Linked DNA regions of Homo sapiens: region 2 is linked to region 1. Evidence: chromatin loops called from intact Hi-C (ENCODE). Cell type or tissue: Caco-2. All regions are shown on one strand.

Region 1 (5,000 bases):
GAGAGCAAAGCTTTTCTAGCCTATTGTTGAAATGTCACATTTTATAGGATTTATGTGGTCCAGATTCAGGAAGATCATTTGCCAAGCACTTAAGGCTGGTTTTGCTGCCCTTTGCTTTTCTCCTCCCTGCAAATACATATGGTGGCAGGGGGAGAGCCATTAGAAAAGAAAAATTATGAAGAAGAACTTACTTGATTCAATACAAATGTCAGCCTAAGAAAGAAAAAGTCCTGCACATTTAGTGTGAGGAGCGTTGACTCCAGAAGCCTGCTCTTTGGTGATAGGCATACTGTTTGCTTCTGCAAATGAAGTGGGCATCATATTTGTTGTGATAGTCAGTGAAAGCCTCTGATTTGGTGCAGCAGTTTGAATTTATGCTCATAATACAAGTTCTCTCCAATATGCTTCCAGGATTCCTTTTGAAACTCCATGATATGACAAGCTCTGTGATTTGGTCATATTCCATTTAGCTTGTTTTATTGCTGTTAATTTTACACAGGAAAATAGATTATCTGAAACTTGTGATCACAGTCGCTGTCAAGTGGTCAAAAATGAAGAAAACCACCAGACAGTGTCAGATTTATTAAATGCTCTAGGAGTACAAAATTAATGCAGTTCTTTGTCTTTGAAAGGTTCAGTGTCCACAAGCTGGATTTATCCTAATGGACAAGCAGTGGAAAGAACAGTCGTCAATTAGCTATCTCTTTAGCCAGACTACACGTTGTCGGAATGCATGTAGGGTGAGCCACCAGTGCACCTAGGCAGACCTCCAATTTGTTCATTTTGACTGTAAGTGACTTAATTTAACATTTTTTCTAAGAAATACATTAGGTAGAATGGTGAAGTTTCCTTTTTTTCATTTTTTTCTTAAAAGAATCACCGGTGAAAAGCCACAGTAAGTAGGCTTCTCACTCCATTTGTTTTCAATCACCACCCTTAATGCATAAATTTCTGAGTAGCCTGTTACTCTTCCAAGCCCTAAACTGTAGCAGTGAATGTGGATTGGAAAGTTCTGGTGCTGTATCCACTGGGTCTATGTTGGGTTTGAACATGTTTTATATGCATAGCATGATTATTCCTGTGCTAGATGATCTTACCTGTGGCCCTTTGTTTTCTGGGTTTTTTGTTTGTTTTTTTGTTTGTTTGTTTGTTTGTTTTAGCAGGAATGAATTTTGCATTACCCTCTTATGAGTTACAGTGTGCAAAATACTTTGAAAGTAAAGTTTTGGTTCCCACATGAACCATTTCTCTTTTACACAGCAATCATTTATCACTTATAAGTGTTAATCACTTATTAACAGTAATTTCATCTGCTGAAGAATTTATCCCCTAATCATGTGATTTTGTTTCTTCATGTGTGTATGTGTATGCGTGTGTGTATATTTACAGCATTGACATTTTGTATTCAAAAATATTAACTTCTCACCTTGGTATTCTGGTAGTGTAATGAAAACATCTGTTACTTGTGTATGGCAATGATGTTTTTACATCTATTTATATTTGTGGGTAGATTCCAAATTGATTCTATGTGAAGATGCACTTCAAACAAAATTCAGTAACTACATGTCTGGCTTTGGGTTTTTCAAACTGTGGGGTTTCAACCCTGAACATGAAGCCCTGATGCAGGACTTAATCCTGAACTCTGCAAACGTTTCCTTTTGCACTTCAACCTCCAGTCCCACTTTATATAACATGGAATATTCTTCTGGTTATTATGTAATTCATTATCTAAAATATGTTGTGAGCAGATAAGCACAAGGACTCTGAATGTGGCTTGTATATTTTTACAGCAACTCTGTGAATATTCTCTTTGGTGCAGAGTGGAGATGTGTGTGGAAGCATTCCTCCTGAATTTTTTATAGACTCTCTCCCTTTGCCACTCTAGTTGCTGTCTCCCACAAAATTTGAGTCATACCTCAACTGTACAAATCCTCCTTTGATGTTCAGTTGCCCTGAAGTGTGCAGTTGTGGAATATGTCTAAATGTCTCCTGTGAAGAGATTGGAGGCGTTGGTTTTAACAAAAGCAATAAAATGATTACAGCTGAAAAGCATGCTGGAGGTAAACAGACGTCTGTCCTTGTTGCTGAACCATTGCTCTGTTAAAAAAAAAAATAAGCACATGATTTAGCCTCTCTTTGTTGCTCTTGTGTCTAGGAAAGTCAAAAGGAAGGAATTTGATTTTTATTGTCCCCAAGATTTCAGTATAGAGTCAGCCCTACAGTATGAGAAACAATATCTTGCTTATCGCCCTGAATTACCATTGTCCAACTGTGAGAGCATTTGCAAGAAGGTGAGAGTGTTTGTGAAATAGACAGAAAGGGAAATCATGTGCTTGGATAAAGCTTTTTGGTTTCTTTAGTGAAGTTTCTGAATTTTCTTCTCTAACCTTGGCACAAAGGCCAACACTCTACATGCAGTAGGCACTTAGTAAATTTATTTTGGTGATGGGTGATTGGTCTTTAGTACCATCAACATCCCAACCCAGGGCTAGCCTTGGAGAAGGACACGGAGCAAGGAGAGGTTTAATTGGGGAAGCCCCACTCCACTTCATCCAACCTTCTACCAGGACATCAAGGTCCTCATGATCTGTAGCTTTCCCTCCTGGCATTACCTCTTGTCCACAAAGTATTAATTCACGTGCAATGAATGGTGTCTATGGCTACCTAGCACTGTCTGTACTTCAGCGAAGAGTAAAGCCTTGAAGTAAACTGAGGCTGAATTTCTGGCATCAGCCTGGAGGCAATGGGTGGTCACTAGGGGCGCCCCCATTACCCTGAAAACCTGTCTGTGTGTCTCTCCTCCCTAGTCCGTAATTTCCTTTACTAGGCCCAACCAGTTTCTCCTGAAAATATTAATGAGAGCACTTCAAAATGTAGGTTGTTGAATTTTAAATTAACCTAGAGCATCACATTGAGTGGGTTTTCATGGTTTTCTACATTGTCTGCTGGATGGACTTCCTGGGCAGCAAGCATATCTTATTCCTAACGTCATAGTCTATTCGCTTTTACCCAGAGCCGGGCTTCATTTAACAATAAGGAGATGTTTTCGATTTTACCGTATGTGGAATGTAACATTTGCATTTGGCAGTTCTCCCTTTAGTCCTGCTCAAGATTTCAGCTACCTCGGCAGAGTGCTAGAAAGCGATATGCTTATTAGAAAACTTTATTAATCAGAGTAGAGTGCTATTTGGCAGCCAGATTCTAATGAGGATGAGGAGCTAAATTTAATTCAAAGCTAAAGGTCAGCAAATGGTGCTAGCCTACCTTTTTTAAAGTGTGTGAGCTTGGACGTTCTCACAGTTTCCGGACAGTTTCATCTAGAAATGTGCATGCTATATTTAGTATGAAAAAGCATGGAAAAGTTTTCTAATAACACCATTTCAGCACACATATATTCCATGAGCATTAATAAGCCAAGCACATTACTGCTTGGCTAGACAATTCTTATAGGAGCTGATGGCACTGAGATGTTATAGCAATTGCCAGCCGAAAACAGGAGGCCATAAGAACATGTTACAATGGAAAGAATTTCAAAAACTTGTAGACGTTTCTTTAAACAATGAACTGTCTGTGGAATATGTGTAAATGGCAGAGTCACTCTCACAAAGTCATGAAGGATATATTTGTGGTGTTCAGCTTATGTCCCTAGGAAAGAAAAATAGGAAAAAGAAAGTTCTCCAGGCAGTAGATGAAGGTGGTGTTGAGCGGTTTTGGCCCTTGCACATGGCCTCCCTATCCTTAAATGGCACCATCATTTCCTCCCTTCTCCTTCCCACTTCTCCTTCATTGCACACTTTCTTATTATCACCTCCCACAAAAACTCATTTATTGAACACATCCTAGGTGAGGGCCCTGTGCCAAAGTCTACAGAAGACACAAGAATGATTAAATTCCTCCTATCACTTAGCCACTATTGGGGGACTAGACAAAGACTCAAAATGTATAAAACCTATGAATGATCACCATGCCACAAAGCAGAAGGTAAGGGCCATAATGTAAGTACAAAGCACTGAGGGAATTCCAATGTAGAAAAGACTGCTTTCCTCCAGGAAGGGTTCATGGAATAGCCTGTGCTTAGGAAAAAATGCACCTGAATTCATCTATTTTTCTCCAGCTTCGTGACCATTACCTAGGCCAGTCTACCATCACCCCTCACCTGCCTTTCTGCAACAACCTCTATTCTGTCTTCCACAGAAAAGCCAGAGATGTATTCTAAAACTTTTAGTTAGATCATATTACTTCCTGGCTTAAAATCTCCTAATGTCCACTCATTTTACTCAGAGTCAAATCCAAAGATCTGTCCAAGTCCTGTAAAGCCCATATGATCTCAGTTTTGCCTGTCTGTTCAACCTCATCACTTGCCACTTTGTTCCATGAGCATTAAGCTCCAGCCATATGCAATTTTTTTTTTTTTTTTTTTTTTTTTGAGATGGAGTCTTGCTCTGTCACCCAGCCTGGAGTGCACTGGTGCAATCTCAGCCCACTGCAACCTCTGCCTCCCAGGTTCAAGCGATTCTCCTGCCTCAGCCTCCTGAGTAGCTGGGATTATAGGTGCCCTCCACCATGCCCAGCTAATTTTTTGTATTTTTTAGTAGAGATGGGGTTTCACCATGTTGACCAGGTTTTTCATGAACTCCTGGCCTCAGATGATCCACCCGCCTCGGCCTCCCAGAGTGCTGGGATTATAGGCATGAGCCACTGTGCCCGGCTGTGTACTTTCTTTCTCCTGCATTAATTGATTACACTCATTCCCTCATTAGGGCTTTGGCTCTAGCTGTTTTCTCCAGAATACTCTTCATGGAGATTCTTCTGGATGATTCCTACTTGTAATTCAGACCTTAGATTAAAAGAAAGAGGACTTTCTTGACTATTCAATCTAAAGTAGCCACCTAGTCACTGTCTTCTCATCATATTGTATTTTAAGTGACTGGTGGCACTGACCACGGCTTGATATTTCTCTTCATTGGTTTGTGTATTGTTTCATCCCCATCCTCACCACC
Region 2 (5,000 bases), 120 kb before region 1:
TAACGCCTATAAACCCAGCACTTTGGGAGGCCGAGATGGGCAGATTACTTGAGGCCAGGAGTTCAACACCAGCCTGGCCAATATGGTGAAACCCCGTCTCTACTAAAAATACAAAAATTAGTCGGGTGTGGTAGCAGGCACCTGTAATCCCAGCTACTTGGGAGGCTAAGGCAGGAGAACCGCTTAAACCCAGGAAGCAGGGGTTGCAGTGAGCTGAGATTGCGCCATTATACTCCAGCCTGGGCATCACAGCAAGACTCTGTCTCAAAAAAAAAAAAAAAATAGAAGACAAAAAGAACATCATTCCAGTAACAACAAACACAAGGAAACTTTTGGGGAAAAAGTTTTTCTTCCCCTAGATTCAAACTATTATCTATTGTTTCTCATTTGCATAATAATTGTATGACTGCTTTCCACCTCTGCTCCACTGTGGTGTTTTCTGTTCTAGCTTCTTATAATACTGAATTTGGACCAGCATATGTTTATCTGTTCACTCATTCATTAATAAAACAAAGTATTGACTACCTGCTATTAATAAATATTAAGCACAGTGTGTTGTGGGAGGAGAGAAGGACATTTTTTCCTACTTAATCATAATTAGCCTTAAATAGTTCCCTAGGAGTTTCGGGTGTGTATGTTCACACTCCTTTGGTGATGCTGAAGCATTTTGAGGACATGACTAGGTCTTACACACTTCGGATTGGGTGTTGCACACAGAATAAAGTCCATGAAACTTCCTGAGTTGAATTATATTTGGAAGACAAAAATAATTTCTGTCTGGCTTAGAAACATTAAGAACCCAAAGTCTATGCGTTAGGGAAGAGAAACAGTCGACATGGGTGCAGAAGTGTTTGTAATTAAGTGGGTGAACTTGCTTAGATGAATGAAACCAGATTATTTGAGCAGGGCCAATGATGCCAGAGAAAAAGAAAAATACCAATGGAGAGTAAAATAAGTACACAAAATGAAAGATTCTGAAGTTTTGGAACGAAAGTTTTAGCTCAGGAAATGGAAGAATACTTGAGAGTTTCATGAGAAAAAAAATAAGTGATAGTGATAGATTGTAATTATGCAGACTTCTCTGAAGTCAAACAGAGAAGGGAGAGTATGAGATCTGTAGTGGTTATTAGAAGAATGATTAAGAGAAAGACTATGGCTTAATGTTTCTCTTTTGCCAAAGATGTTAGAAAGTACTCAATAACATTAAAGCAGAAGAAACAGCAATAAAATAAGAAGGCATAGATACAGTGATGTCATTGAAAAAGCACACAGTCATTGAATCTTTGGCTTTGGAGGGATCTCCATAACCATTTGTCAACATCCCCACGCCTGGCTGAACCACAGAATCACCTGGTGAACTGTTGAAAGAGATTCTGACATTCCTCACCTCATATGGTGAATCTTTCAAAGATGAGAAGGACGTAAATTTCACATAAGCTGTTCTTAGCCCTTTTTGGTCCCTTAAAATTACCCCATTCTTAATTTTTGTCTCCTGAGTTTCCATAAATTATCTATGTATTCATCCAGCAACTTGAAATTCACTATTTTGCTGTTTTCAGAACTGTATACGTGCTTTCTTGTCCAATCACCGCTACTCTTTTAAAAATTGAGACCTTAGCCTGGATCTTCTGCATCTCTTATGTCTTCTAGGATTACTCAAAGATCCCCACAGAAGTTCTGCAGTCACATCTGTGAGTTCCTTCAGTGAACTCTGATAAGATTCATTTGGGCCTAGAGACACAAACTCATAAAGCGGCTAGATGCTCCCTTTTAGTTTTATCACCTCTCTCAGGCTTCGGTTGCTTCTTAATCTGTTGTTTTGTGGCTTAGTGTGAAGATCATTCTCATTGATAGGGAAGATGGCAGCAAACAGAATGCTTGAGTTTTTGTTCTCTCTTACTGTCATCTGCTAATACTATAATATCTGCCCCAAGGGGCGTGTGAATCATTCTTTTCCTTCACTCTAAACATACGCTAACAATTCCTTTTATTGTCCTCTGCATTTTTCTCAAGCTTGAGCTTATTCTCAGATTTAACCCTTCCTGACACTATTCTTACCCAGTTCTCTCTTGCATTCGTTTTAGACGGTGTGCTTTCCCACCCCCGTCTTTTGAATAATTCCTGTTTCATCAGCCACATGCCATTCTTTACATTCCTACCACCTCGGTGGCATTTTAACTCATCTGTATAGTTTTTAGCATTTATCATTATCAAAATTTTATTGTTGAATGCCTTGCTTCCCCCTTAAGACATCTTTCTTGTCTTAGACCCTGGTCATGGGGCCGTATCATTCTTTCCTCTGAACTTGTAGAAATTTGTGCCCTTCCATTTTTGAGAAGTGTTGTCTGTGGCGCAGCTTGCTTTAAATTCGCAAACATTTCTGGATCCTCCCTAGACCTGTGAAATCAGAATTTTTGAAGGTAGCTCTTGAAAATGTGATAATTAGTAAATCTATAATGTTTGGGAATTATGCTGCCCAGCAATTTCATTCCCTGACTCTTACAAACACCAAGCAATTCTCTCAAGGTTTCCATCGCTTTAACTTTGCTTTATTGGTCCAGAGTAATAGCTCCTCTCATTAGTCTCTTCAACTTTCGAAAGATTAAATTGTCAGCAAGTTAATAATTCATCTGTTCTGCTTTTAGGACAGTACAACTTTGGAAAATCACTTGAATTTCTCTAGATACTACTATATCTTGTCTCCACAATAATAACATGAAATATATAAGGGAAATCTTATGCATGTACTCTGGCTGGCTAGGTTGCCAGTAATCTGTTTCCATTAGAGTCATACCATAAGCTTTCCTTTTTGTTTCCTCTTTTATTTTGGACTGAGTGCAAAGAGTTGGGTGAACAGTAATCCTCAGTTCATGGCTCTATCGTCATTTGTCTATACAAAACTCTTTCCCTGTTTGATTTTCCCCTTTAATCCTTAATCTATACTCCTTTTACCCTCTGCATGTAGTGACTTAAGTGTTTGGGATATATCCACAAATAATTAGAGTTGTTTTGTGTAGATATATGTAATTCACAGAAATGGTATTGTGCTCAAAATATCATTGTTTTCTTTTTTCCACTCAGCATTGTTTTTAATATCTCTTTCACACAATTTTGTATCCTTTAATCATATTATATAGTATGTATATGGACATCTGCTTAGCTTCTAAGCACCCTTTACCGCACAATGACACTAAGAAACATCCTCATACGTGCCCTGTAATGGAACTGAGGAAATTTCTCTGGCTTGGAATCATGGGAGCCATAGAATAAATGCATTCTGTCCTTACTACTGCCAGAAAAGAATAATAGCTAAAATAGGATAAATGCATTTTTTAAATTTTCTTTAATCTTTCCCGCTTGCATTTCAAATTCATAGTATTGATATCTATTTCTATCACCAATGCACAAGCATTCTCATTTCCCAAGGTCTCCATCAATACTTGGTATTGTCTACATTTCTGATTTTTGTCATTTGAATGCATATCAAGTTGTATTTCATTGTGTTTTTACATGAATTTCTCTCATTGCTAATGAGTTTGGACATCGTTTTATATGGTTGTTAATTCTTATAGCATCTCATTCTGTAAATTCTTTATTGACATCATTTGTCATTTTTGTTGGATTTCTTGTTTTTTCTTTTGTTTTTTTCCTTTTCATTATCAAGTTGCAGTCTTAATCAGATTTTTCAGTGGTGTACCTCATAAAGCAGAGATCTTTCATTTTATAGTAATCAAGTACATCATATTATTTTCATTAGAGGTGGTTATACTTTGGGCTTTTAGGATCTTAAGAAATCTTTTTCCGCCTCTATGTCACAAAAAATACTTTCCTACATTTCCTTCTACTGAGCTGATAGACTTACCTTTCACATTTTGGTCTTTAATCCACTCACATCCCACTCTGGTTTATTGTGTAATAGAAGGGTATAGAAAGCCAGCTTTATTTTTTCTTAATACAGTGAGGAAATTTTTCCAACACCAATCACAAAACATATTCATTCCCCTGAGGAGTGCAGTGCCCTGGGGTTGGGGCATACCGTGTCATGGCCAGGTGCATGGGCTCTGGGGCTGAACTGCCCAGGTCTGAATCCCAGGTCTGTGACACACTAGCTTTGTGGCAGCTGCTAACTACTGCTTAGCAGTGCTCCAAGTCTCAGTGGGCTGTTTGGAGGAGGAAATGAGATGTCCCAGACACACGGAAAGCACTGTTTTTGTTATTTATCAAGTTCTTCTGCATATATGAATCTATTGCAGTTCTTCTTTTCTCCACTCAGTCTCATTGGTGTCTTTATTTTTTTTTCTTGTGTCAGTATCCATGATAGTTCTCCCTTTCTAATATGTCTAATATGCCTTCCTCATTCCTTTCCCTCCCTTCTTCACTGCCCCAACCCAGGATCACATGCTCCGTTTTGCAGATTGACAAAGTTGACTTTGTCCATGTTTGTTGAGTTGAACGTAATTTGGAGGAATGGTATAAGGATAAGAAAAAAAAACTTGGAGGAGACTAATGCGTAAAGCAAATGGGCGTGCAACTTATTAATTTACAGTGAGACAGATAACTGCCAAACAGACTCAGGTACTTGGTTTTTGTATCTGCACATTCATCTCTGCAGGACAGTATATTTGGAAAGCCATTTATTTTAGGGTCAGGAGCTCATGGAATCGGAGAAGATGGTAGATGGAAAATCTAATGTCATTATGCCATACCTCTGGAATCACCCCATAGTAGACATAAATTTACCTTCCAAACAAGGCAAAAGCTGTACTGTCACCCAGATCTCCCTACTCTTCTGGACAGTGCTGAGTACACACTGACGAATTCTTCTTGCCTAATCCTCTCTCTAACCCCACCCTTTTATAGCTCTGAGCAGAATACCTCATTTCTAACACATTCTCTATTCAGATTTGTCAACACCATTGCCTAAGCCTAAACCATCTTCCTACATTCTAGCCACACCTTGATTCAATTTCTAGACCCAGGGTTTTATCCTGCCCCTTAAG

What was found. Hi-C counts contacts between places; a loop is a spot of excess contacts. Peaks named below come from ENCODE experiments on the same cell type or tissue, not always from the same donor. Only the 100,000 strongest peaks of a DNase experiment are listed, where the experiment ranks them.
Region 2: a loop joins it to region 1, with 12 times the contacts of the local background. A loop is called at or near these places in 1 of 110 quality-filtered maps.

What each region holds. Positions count from the first base shown.
Region 1 is chr2:205,475,495-205,480,494 of GRCh38, forward strand. The region is part of intron 20 of PARD3B (par-3 family cell polarity regulator beta); the gene reads left to right. Among named protein-coding and RNA genes, the nearest start is that of NRP2, 200 kb to the right of the region's middle. In Caco-2, no CTCF peak of the experiment used is centred here; a DNase peak (open chromatin) is centred at 1,984.
Region 2 is chr2:205,356,625-205,361,624 of GRCh38, forward strand. The region is part of intron 18 of PARD3B (par-3 family cell polarity regulator beta); the gene reads left to right. Among named protein-coding and RNA genes, the nearest start is that of NRP2, 320 kb to the right of the region's middle. In Caco-2, no CTCF peak of the experiment used is centred here; no DNase peak of the experiment used is centred here.